Regions from separate parts of the Mus musculus genome. Here region 1 is linked to region 2. Evidence: chromatin loops called from intact Hi-C (ENCODE). Cell type or tissue: left cerebral cortex. All regions are shown on one strand. Each heading gives the region's core, and the rest is flanking DNA. Links, peaks and the distances in the headings are about the cores only. Region 1 holds the start of Dusp22 (dual specificity phosphatase 22). Region 2 has its middle 10 kb from the start of Gm35109.

Region 1 (5,378 bases), core at 311-5,310, 56 kb after region 2:
CCTCTTCTCAAAAACGAAACCTGAGGATTTGAGATGAGTATGCTAGAAAGAGCAGAGTCAAATGCAGGCAGGAATGCTAACTCTGACTGTCAGGGGACAGGAATGAGGAATTCGTCATCTAAAGTATAATAGTAATAATATTAACAATAACAGCAACAGAAGCATAGGCACAGAGAGAAGTATTCCAAATAGATGGCAGATGAAAAAACATGATTTGCGCTTGTGATTTACGGGTGTAGACCAACCTATAAACAAATTGTGCTTGGAGAAGTCCACCTTTCTATTGAAAACAACAGCCTAAAGAGAAGGAAGAGGAATAAACACTGGCCAGTTGCTTTTAAACACATCATCTAGTGATCGTGTAAGGAGGCAAATGCTGAGAAAGTGACTCATCTGGTCCATGATCTTTCTAGGAGTTGGGGATAGAAGCTGACCATGGGATTTCCCTACTAGAGTCCCTTAACTATGCTGATTCTAAGCAGCAGGCATAATTGCATAATGACACTATGGTACAGAGGGGAGGGGGTAGGTTTCCCATGTGATTAGGAGGAAGAGGATGAGAGGGTGATAGTGCAGGACCAGTCCTGTAAAGAGGAGGAGCAGAAGTAGACCAGAATCTCATCCCCCAGGGAGGAAACAATGCAAGTGCACACTGAGGGAGGGAAGGGAAGGTGGGGGGAGTGCCTTGTATTGCCCAGGACACGAGTGTACAGGGAGAGCAACCATACTAGACAGAGTCAAGCTCTTCCCAAATATTTATTAGCACTCTAAATTTTTAAATACTTTTCTTCACATTTTTTGTTTACTATTTATTTTTATTTATCTATTAGGGTGTGTGTGTGTGTGCACTCATAACTATGGTCAGAGGACAACTTACAAAACTTGGTTCTCTCTTTCCACTGTGTGGTTGTCAGGGACAAAATTCAGGTCATCTGGCTTGGCAGTGAGTAACTTTCCCAGCTAGGCCAGCTCAACAGCAGTTCTTTTTTTCTGGCTGGCTTGCTTGTTTGTTTGTTTGTTTGTTTTTAGAACCTCCCCACTGGTTTCTCAGCCAAGATCCCCATTAATTATTTTGGCATATGTTTAGTCTATGTTATGCTAGCTTCTGCCCCAGAAGACATATGACTAAGTAGTGAATAAGACAGAAAGACCTCTTTCAGGAAGTTATTAGCTTATGAGATAGGTCAATATTAAGCAATTAAGTATAATTTCTGATCCTAAGTGTATGAAAAAAATATGACACAGTAATGTCATAGGTACCTGGAGTATATCTTATAAACTGGATGCTTTAGTTGAGAGAAGAATCTATGGGGAGATGACCTTTGTACTAAGACCTCAAAAAAGCTATGCAAAGAATTGGGCGTTGAGATGTCAGTAACACAGGACCCTGTGTAAGATCAAGCCTAGGATGTCTAAGAAAAAACAGAGCAGCCCCTGGGGCTGATTCCAGGAAGGGGGAGGGTGATCTAAGGCCAGCAGAATTGGGCTTGAAACATGGCATTATCTTCATTCAACAAGTACTGGCATCTACTGGGTGTAGGGCGTTGTCAAGAATACAAAATGGAAATGAGAAACCTTTAGTTCAGTGGTTCTCAATCTTCCTAATGCTGTGACTCTTTAATATGGCTACTCATAACTTGGTGACCCCCAACCATAAAATTATTTTCATAACTGTAATTATTTTCATAACTGTAATTTTGCTACTGTTTTAAATAGTAATGTTAAGTATCTGTGTTTTCTGAGGGTCTTGGGTTACCCAAGTGAAAGGGATGTTCAAACCCCCAGGTCTTAGTGCCTATAAAGGAAATTAAAATTTTACCAAGGATAAGCCAGGCACGGTGGTGCACACCTTTAATCCCAGGTGCACACCTTTAATCCCAGCACTCGGGAGGCAGAGGCAGGTGGATTTCTGAGTTCGAGGCCAGCCTGGTCTACAAAGTGAGTTCCAGGACAGCCAGGGCCAGGGCTACACAGATGTCTCGGGGAAAAAAAAATTACCAAGGATGATAGATGGCCCACATGCTAGAATGCATGCACACGCTAGACAAAACCGCAGTGCAGGTACGTGGGGGCTTTCTGGGGGTAGTCATTGCAACACACTGCCCTGAAAAAGACCATTTAGAGACAGTTGGGTTCCTCTCCTCGACCAGGGTCACGTCTCTGCAGAGGTGAGTCACCTAGCCCACCTTTCCCAGAGCATGCTCCTTCTCGGTCTGAGTTGGGTGGGGCAGGGCCCACAGGAATCCCCCGCCTTGTTGGCTCAGAAAACCCAGACAGGGGAGCCCCTCTAACAGGGGAGTCAAGGCCTGAGACACTGCCCGTAACTGGCACCAGGGAGCCCCAGGGGAAACCGCCTTTAGGGACTTGGGGACCCCCCTACCGCTGCGCCTGCCTCCGTCCACCCCACCCCCCACCCGGCGCGCGTGCGCAAACTGCAGGGTTGTAGGCTGGGGCTCATGCGCGAGCACGAGCGCGTGCGCGCTGGGCGTCCGGCCGCGGGGGCGAGGGCCGCTGTCCCCGACGTCCGCACGGCCGGACAGTAATGCCGCGTCCCGGGTGGAGCGCGCAGCGAGCGCCGCCCTGGCGCCGCCTCCCGCTGCCCCGCCCGCCTGCCCGCCCGGCTGCGCGCCCGGTCTCCTCCCGCGAGCGCGGAGCGGCGAGCCCGGCGCGGCCATGGGGAGTGGGATGAGCCAGGTAACGTCCGGTCCCGGCCGCACCCTCTTTTCTGCAGCCTCCGCAGCCCTGACCCGCACAGCGTGCCCCTTTGAGAGCGGGGGACCCATGCTGGAGCTGGTCTGTCTCCCTCCCCTGAGACCGGGCCCCTTGACGTCTGCCACCCACAGCATTGGTGAACCGGGCCAGATGGGCGGCTTCTGTAATTTCCTCTTTTCCCCAGATTTGTGTGCGCGTGCACAGATAAGCCACTCTGGTGGGGGAAGTTCACGGAAACCCTAGAACTGACATGGCTTTCGGTGTCTGGAGCTGGTTGACCCTGGGTTGTGGGGCTTCCTTAGGGCAACCTGTTGGCTGGCTGTTGTGGCCGCAAGGCCTTCTAGAAACTCTTTCTTTGCCCCTGTGGTGGCCCAAACCTTCTGGGCCGGTTTTCTCACCCCTACCCCCTAGATTGAGGATGATCTGGCGGTGACAGTCCTCCGGGTTCTATTTGTGTCAGTCTCAAGGTTAAGGAACTTGCTGGTTCAAAGAGAAATCTTACTAAGGCTCTGGATGCCCAGGACTAAGACAAGTACTTCTACAAGTATTTTAAATGGTCCTGGGTTTGGTTAGCTTCTGGTGTTACCCCCCATCTTGTCTCCACTTACTTTATCCATCATGTTTATAGGTTCTAACGGTGTGGCTCGCTTTCTCCCCTTCTTTCTTCACCCTTTCACATTTGTCTCTGCTTTGTGGCGAGGGGCTCTGCAGTGGTTTAGTTACTTCCATGGGAATGATTATTGAGGCAGAGATCCAAGACCGAGGAGGGAACGAACATGTCTTTGATGGAAGCCTGCATGCTCCTTGCACAGTCTCCATGTTTTTGTGCGTTGTGACTTTTGTGTGTTGGTGACTAGGATTTTATTATTTTATTATTATTATTATATTATTATTATTATTATTATTATTTTCGCCAGTGATCAAATTTGAAACAAACTCCCTCTCATGAATATATGCTTGTATTATGTTCCCATTAGCACAGGGATCAGTCATCGCTCTGAGCTTTCTGCTTTTAAAATTAGACCGGTTGAAGATGTCCGCCTGGGGCTGACAGACTCTGCTTGCTTTCCCTTGACATTTCTAGTTGGCGCCACTGTTTACTGTCCCTTTCTGCATTTGGTTTCTAGTATTTTATATTCTAATTGAAAGAATGGGTTTAGGTATACAAGTGATTGATTGCCTAAGGGATATTCTTTTCATACTTCTCAGCGAAGGTGGCAGTATTCATATCCACATTGTGCTATTTACTTCTTATAGTAGATTCCTTGACTATTTTATTATCATAACCAGCTTGTACAGACACAGTTTCTAGTGTAGAGATGGAAAACTATACGGACAGAGAAATGTAGATGTTCAGTGGTTCAATACTTACAGTCTGTACTGAATATATGTTAGGTGTAGTGCTTTTGGGAACAGAGGGAGGAAAGCCAGCAGAAAGGACCAAGAAGTCTGTTACAGACCTCCTCAATGTAGGACACTGCTTGTTCAGTACAAATATAATGTGAACCAGATACATCATTTACATTTTCCTAGTGAAATTTCTTTGAAGAGTTAGAACAGATGATCACCATGTAAAGAATATTATTAAACTGAGAATATTTAAAGTATTTTAACACGCAACCAATAAATAAATTATTTATGCAATACCTTTTTTTTTTTTCCCTGTGGAGTCTTAAATTCTCATTAGGTACTTGCTACATTTTAAATGCTCAAAAACCAACCATTGGCTAACAGGCGCTGCCTACCCCAGATTACTATGTCCCCATACCCGTGTATGGGATGGATGGGGCTAGGGGAGTTTATCAGGCTCTAAAGATAACTTCTAGTGTGTAAGCAAAGTAGATGTCATCCCAAAGGAGGGTAATCTTCAGCCCAGGCAAAAGCTCCCTGGTAGAGTAAACATCTTAATCTGAGATCAGAAGGTATCACCGGAATTACAAGACAAGGAAGCAGCGAGGTAAATTACTGGATGCTGGTAACCAAGAGCCTTACCCAGAGGTCTCTAATGTGTTATTGTCTGACCTGGAGCAGGGTTTCTGTTTTTCCCTAGTTGGGAAAAGAAAAGGAAAAAAAAATGTAGTTTTTTGTTGTTGTTTTGTTTTGTTTTTTGTTTTTTGTGGTTTTTTTTTTGTTTTGTTTTGTTTTTTCGAGACAGGGTTTCTCTGTATAGCCCTGGCTGTCCTGGAACTCACTTTGTAGACCAGGCTGGCCTTGAACTCAGAAATCCACCTGCCTCTGCCTCTCGAGTGCTGGGATTAAAGGTGTGTGCCACCACACCCGGCAAAAAACAATGTACTTACCGAATCAAGAGAAGATGCTAGTGATGGAGATGTGATTCTAAGATTACAGGCAAATTGTGTGATGCCTTGGAATTTAAGAGTGTCATTTGGGGACAGGAAATAAGGACCTCAGGCTCTGATATCTTCTCCTCCAGACATTGCCAGTATTGTTTAGCTCATGAGCATTCTCCTGACTAGTCGGGTGGTCTCTTCCTACCCTGTGCCTTTCCTGGCAGACAAGGATATTGTCCTGGCATTTAGTGGGAGGCCTACTCTCCCTTCAGCTGGGATTTTCCACGAGAAGCCCTCTGTTGCTAAGAGGGCAGGGATATCAAAAAGTCCAGTTTTCGCTTCCTGGATTCATAGATGCTTAAAACTAAAAGACCT
Region 2 (5,378 bases), core at 268-5,267:
AGATGTCAACGCCACACAGCCTGGAGTTGTAAGAGAGAACCACACTTGAAGAATTTCCTTGATCAGATTTTGATTGCTAATTGAGAGAAGGGAAAACCTCACTGTGGGTGGAAGTACCCTTGGACAGGGGGTTCTGAATTGTGTAAAAAAGCTGTCTGAACATGGGCAGGAGAGGTAAGCTAGTAAGCAGTGATGCCCATGGTTTCTGCTTCCTTGGGTTTCTGACCTGACCTCTCTCAGTGACACCCTTTAGTTGGAAGTGTAAAATGAAAGAAACCCTTTCCTTTCCAACTCGCTTCTTGGTCATGGTGCTTAGTCACAGCAACAAAAAGAAAACAAGAACACTCCATGGGACCACAGGTGCGTGCTTGGATAGAGAAAGCATTATAGGGGGAGACCAGAGACATTTGGATCACTTCTTCATGTAACTTACTTGTGCCTATAGGATCTGCTCATGCCTGATCATGTATGTACCACTTTCATTTGATGAGAGATTTATTTCTAGACATGTCCAGATTTAAACCACAGCAGGTCAGATAACACCCAGCTCATGATGGGCAGTTCAGGTTGCATAGTATCGTTATGAAGAATTGCTAACTGAAAACAAAAACTCCCCGCCACTTTAACATCCCTGCCTCCTTCAGAAATGTTTAAACTGGTTGGGAGTGAACACGTTTTGTAGGCACAGCTGTTAACAAAACTCTTAGACTAAACCCAAGGTAGCCATCATAATAGGCTGCTGTAGTCTACATCAACAGCCCTGATCCCACCAACCAGATTCTTGATACCCTCCCCCAGCAGATCTGGGAGCAAGCCGGCAAGGTCTATCAGAATGTAGACCCTGAGCCACTTACCCTTTTTATTGATTTAGTGGTGTTCATACTTTGTTCTTGGATATGCTGCAGAAAGCGAATCTGATTACATTGGATACTTGCACTGGAATAACCCTGAGAAGAAAAGATATTTTAGAACAGGAGGCTACTTGAGGAATACACAGTCTTCTTGTCATACAATTATAAATGTAAGAACCACTGCTCTAGAACATTCACAGTCATAAGGATTCCCACAACTCTACCTTAGCCACTGAGGCATGAGGCGAGGACTTTGAGAACCTTCGAGGAGCCCATCATTCCTAAGTACACTCACTATCTTCTCAGTCTTGAGTGGCTGTGACACCTGGCAGATCTGCTGTCTAGAAGATACTAGAATCCCAAGAGTCAAGCATGAGACCATGACTCTGTATATAGTGTTTGGTCCTTGCAAAACCTCTGGGACTGTGAGAAGTCATAATTATACTTCATTACTCACACCAGTTTGACAGTTAGCTGTGAGTCATTTGTAATGAAAAACTTTTTGAGAAATTCCTAGAGGAAGAACATAGAAGCCAAGTTCCTAGATCAGGCATACACTTTCCCTTAAACAGACAAATTCACCTATCCTCCGCTTGCAAAGCAGGACAACAACAGCTTCACCACGGTTCATGTACTAGACGTTTCTAAAGCCCTCCTGCTGGTGAGACTGGGTGCTGAGAAGAGCGGCACTGTCCTCTCCGTGAAACTGGCCAGTTGACCCCCTGTGGTACAACCTGACTGTATCTCAGGTTCTGCGTTAGACTCTTCAGGTAACCTGCGCCCATAAGTCTTCACAACAACGCTAAGGAAGATGGCATTTTTCATTCCACGCTCAGAAGAGGAAGGAGAGGTTCAGAGAGGATGTATTTGAGCTGAAGCAAGAGTTGGTGTAATTTTAAGTACAGCACAACTGGGCATCAGCTGGATGCGGACAAGGTGCCCAGCAAGTGTGAACACCCTAGAAGTGCACATGAAGCCATGTGATGCACAGAGGGGAAAGGCACTTCCAGAAAATCTTCCCCACGTTTATTGGTGGGGAATTGGTGCTTGGTAAAGTACAAGAGTCTTTCTCTCTCTACAGGGCAAAAAAATACTGCCCCAATGTGGGCACGTCTCAACCTACGAGGCAAGGAAAGCGGATAACGATGATGTCGACCCCAGACGGAAGCCACTGGGGTCTGATTCTCAGGAGTCTGAGCAGATAAAGGTTTTGGTTCCTTCCTCACTTGGCTGCTCTGCTCAGAAGGGACACCTTGGCCAGCCTGACTCCAGATTGCTTCCTAAATGGCGCAGGCTGTTTGGATGCACCCTCTCATGGTTCTGCAAGGCCTGCCATGTGAGAAGCACCGTTGGCTGATGGCTTTGTTATCGGTGACTCAGGCTGTCACAAATTGTTGAATCTGTGAAGTGTCAGCATCTCACCAGCGGAGCTATTTCCAGAAATCACTCAGATCCTTCATCGCCGAACGTCTTGCATGTGAACATCTTGACAGCCTTTGCGAAAATAGGCTCAGGGAAGGAGGGCTGAGTCATACTGGAAGCCTGATTCAGACCTTACTGTCCGGGTCAGCAGACCACTGCCTTCCTCATGCACCCAGAAGGTGGCAGAGTGGCCACTGTTACTCAGGACTTGCTACCGACTGCATTCCCACCCCATATCTCAGAGGCTGAAAACAAATTGGTTCTCTGAAAAGTGTCACACGGAAACCCCCTGGCACTGATTCTTAGCTCTGCTGACCACCTGGTGGAATCTGATAAGGCACTGAATGGCGCTGATTGAGCGGCACTGATTTCTGGGTTTTGAAAGTGTAGCATCCCGAATATCAAATACACACGTGGGTAATAAGAATATTGAACTCCCTCACTGTGAAACTCCTTGGAGTATGTGGTGTTCCTCACAACTCTTTGCTAACATATTTTTTCAACTATGTGCTAGATTATTTAAAATATCATGTGAATGCTTGTTTTGTGCCGAGTACTGTATCATGTTCATAGTCACTCTTAATGCCAACTTAAATATCAATGCCATTGGGCAGTATTACCATCTCTACTGTAGAGATTAGGAGGTAAAGAGGAGGTAGAAACAGGAAGACACAGACCAAAGCTGAGTACACTTTAATCCAGGAATCTCTGAAATAATATATTTTAGTCTTTAGTCAACTATACATGATAATGGTGTTTATTATGGAATTTTCATATGTGTTTATTCTTATCTTACTCATTCTGGTACTTTACCTGCAGTTTTACTTTTAAAAAGTTTCGGCTGTTGTGGCCTATGAACACTAAGTAGAAAATTCTAGAAGTAAGCAATTGACTTAAATAAGTTTTGCTAGAGTATGTTATTATTTTCCTGTTTCTCTGTTCTTATTATCACTCCCTTGTGTCTAATGGGTAAGTTAAGATTTTGTAACTATATATATAGGGTCCCGTGCCATCTGTAACTTCAGGCATCCACTAGGGATCTTAAGATGTACTTCCACAAATAAGGGAGGACCCTGTATACCCTAGCAGGCCCACTTGATCTTGGCTTCTTCCTTCCATGGCTGCATCACCTCTCCCCCCCCCTCCACCGCTCCCACTTAGGCAAAACCCAAAAAATAAAAAACCCAAAACATCAAACCTAGTCCCCACATCTCTGCTTCAGGTGCTGGCCATGAACGTCTGCACATGTTACTTTAACTCTGAGGACAGCTCCTGTTCTCTCAGGCCAGAGCAACAGCACCTAGTCTGGAGAGGGCACCCATTCTACCCTTCTGGGATCCAGAGCACATGCTGATGGAAAGGACCCAGACATTTGCATGTTTCCTGGTTCTTTTCTCGTCCTCTAAGACCTACTGTCATGATGCTGAGTGCCCTGGCCATGCAGTGCCCACCCAAGGAAACACAGCTTCCATAGGAAAGTAGTAACTTGGGGAAAACTCAGGAGGCAGAGAAAGCAAAGTGGCGAGGGAAAAGCTTACCAGGTATTCAGCGTCTGTGGTTCATTACAAAGCCCCATAGCTGGGACATAACTTCCTCTGTGGGCATTTCAGGATGAGACAACTCAGTTTTGTGGTACTCAGAGCCTGGTACTGCTGACATGCAGAGCTAGAGTCTCAGAAAAGCTCTGGAAGGGATGGATGCCTGACTTACTGTGGCATGACTCTCAGAGAGGAAAGCGTCTCCAAGAAAATCATCATCAAGAGACCCCCCCTCCCCAACACACATACACACATGAGGGTTTTTTGGCGCTTTTTTGTTCTTATTGTTCATTAGGTAATAGTTGCTATTTACTCTAAAACCATAGATTTGCACCATGGGAGGAATGTTTGCTCCTGGGCTGTGATAGTGTGCATTGTGATGAGGCTTCTTGGGGTAACAGGGAGCTACCTCCAAGGGCGACACACAGGATGGTATTGATGTTGCAATCCTTTTCCTCAGATTTCTTCACTTTGATCCTTTATGTCCCTTGTAACCAAATATTGAGTGTTTTGTCTGTCTGTCTGTCTGTCTGTCTGTCTGTCTGTCTGTTGGTCTGTTTGAAGCAGCAGTCATTCTACAGACTTGTGCTGCAGGAATGCCCATCTCAGTCAAGGGGTTTGAGATTCTACAACCCAAGACCCTTGAAGTTTTTCCTCTAGCCCTGAAGCATTCTATGTGCTCAAGATGTGTGTGTCAACCGCCACTACACCATCTGTCTATCTTTCTATGTATTGTCTATCTATCCCTCCCTCCCTCCCTTCCTTCCTTCCTTCCTTCCCTCCCTCCCTCCCTCCCTCCCTCCCTCCCTTCCTTCCTTCCTTCCTTCCTTCCTTCCTTCTTCCTTTCTGGCTAGAAGTAACATTTAAAAACATGGCTCAAAATACAGGGGCATTCTATTTACTTAATAGGTCTCAAGAAAGCCAGACATCATATTTCACAGTGACAGTGAGAACTGACTCTTTCTGTCGTGGTTTAATGTGGAAGTCAGTGGCTCTGATCTGGCCTTTCTCCTTTGGTATCCATCTCCCTTTTTAGGGAGGAGAGTATTTCTGAGTCACTTCAAGATAACTTCCTTTTGTATCATCGGTCAGCACAAGATGACACATTCTCTTCTAGACCAGCCCCTGGGAGAAGAATGGCTTTTATGTTTTGTTTCAGCCAACGATACCCGAACATAATCAGGTTCCTCGGGGAATAAAGATGGTGGGTGGGAAATGCAGCCAAGAGTCTGAGCAGTGAAGAAGGGATGGGAAAGGAAAGGAGGCAATTGGAATGGCAGGAAGAAGTAAGGAAAGCAAGAAAGACACAAACCAAACAGCAACAGCAGACTACAGCGTGTAAATATTTTAAAATGCAATATGCTTTACAACAAACCTCGTGTAAGGTCATGCTCATTTATTACCTATTCTAGCTTAATAGTTGTCAAACTTTTTGAGGTAAAATTTTATTTAAAAAAAAAGCTTTTTTTTTTCATTCTTTTGATTAGATTTTTTTTTTTTTGCTTTTTTTGTTTTTGTTTTTTGTTTGTTTGTTTGGCTTGTCTACTAATCCTTTTTGGTCTCTGTT

What was found. Peaks named below come from ENCODE experiments on the same cell type or tissue, not always from the same donor. Only the 100,000 strongest peaks of a DNase experiment are listed, where the experiment ranks them.
Region 1: a loop joins it to region 2, with 4 times the contacts of the local background. A loop is called at or near these places in 9 of 42 quality-filtered maps.

The regions. Positions count from the first base shown.
Region 1 is chr13:30,657,453-30,662,830 of GRCm38, forward strand. Dusp22 (dual specificity phosphatase 22) reads left to right here and starts at 2,607. Exons shown (of 7, transcript NM_001037955.4): 1 at 2,607-2,694. The coding sequence starts at 2,674. It overlaps Gm35158 (a long non-coding RNA gene), which reads right to left and starts at 2,591. Exons shown (of 3, transcript XR_382157.3): 1 at 1,999-2,591. In left cerebral cortex, for the core only: no CTCF peak of the experiment used is centred there; DNase peaks (open chromatin) are centred at 965, 1,490, 2,540, 2,823 and 2 more places; H3K4me3 peaks cover 2,695 bases; H3K27ac peaks cover 3,836 bases.
Region 2 is chr13:30,601,730-30,607,107 of GRCm38, forward strand. No RefSeq gene overlaps it. Among named protein-coding and RNA genes, the nearest start is that of Gm35109, 10 kb to the right of the region's middle. In left cerebral cortex, for the core only: a CTCF peak has its summit at 2,440 (motif pointing right); DNase peaks (open chromatin) are centred at 1,280 and 2,270; H3K27ac peaks cover 342 bases.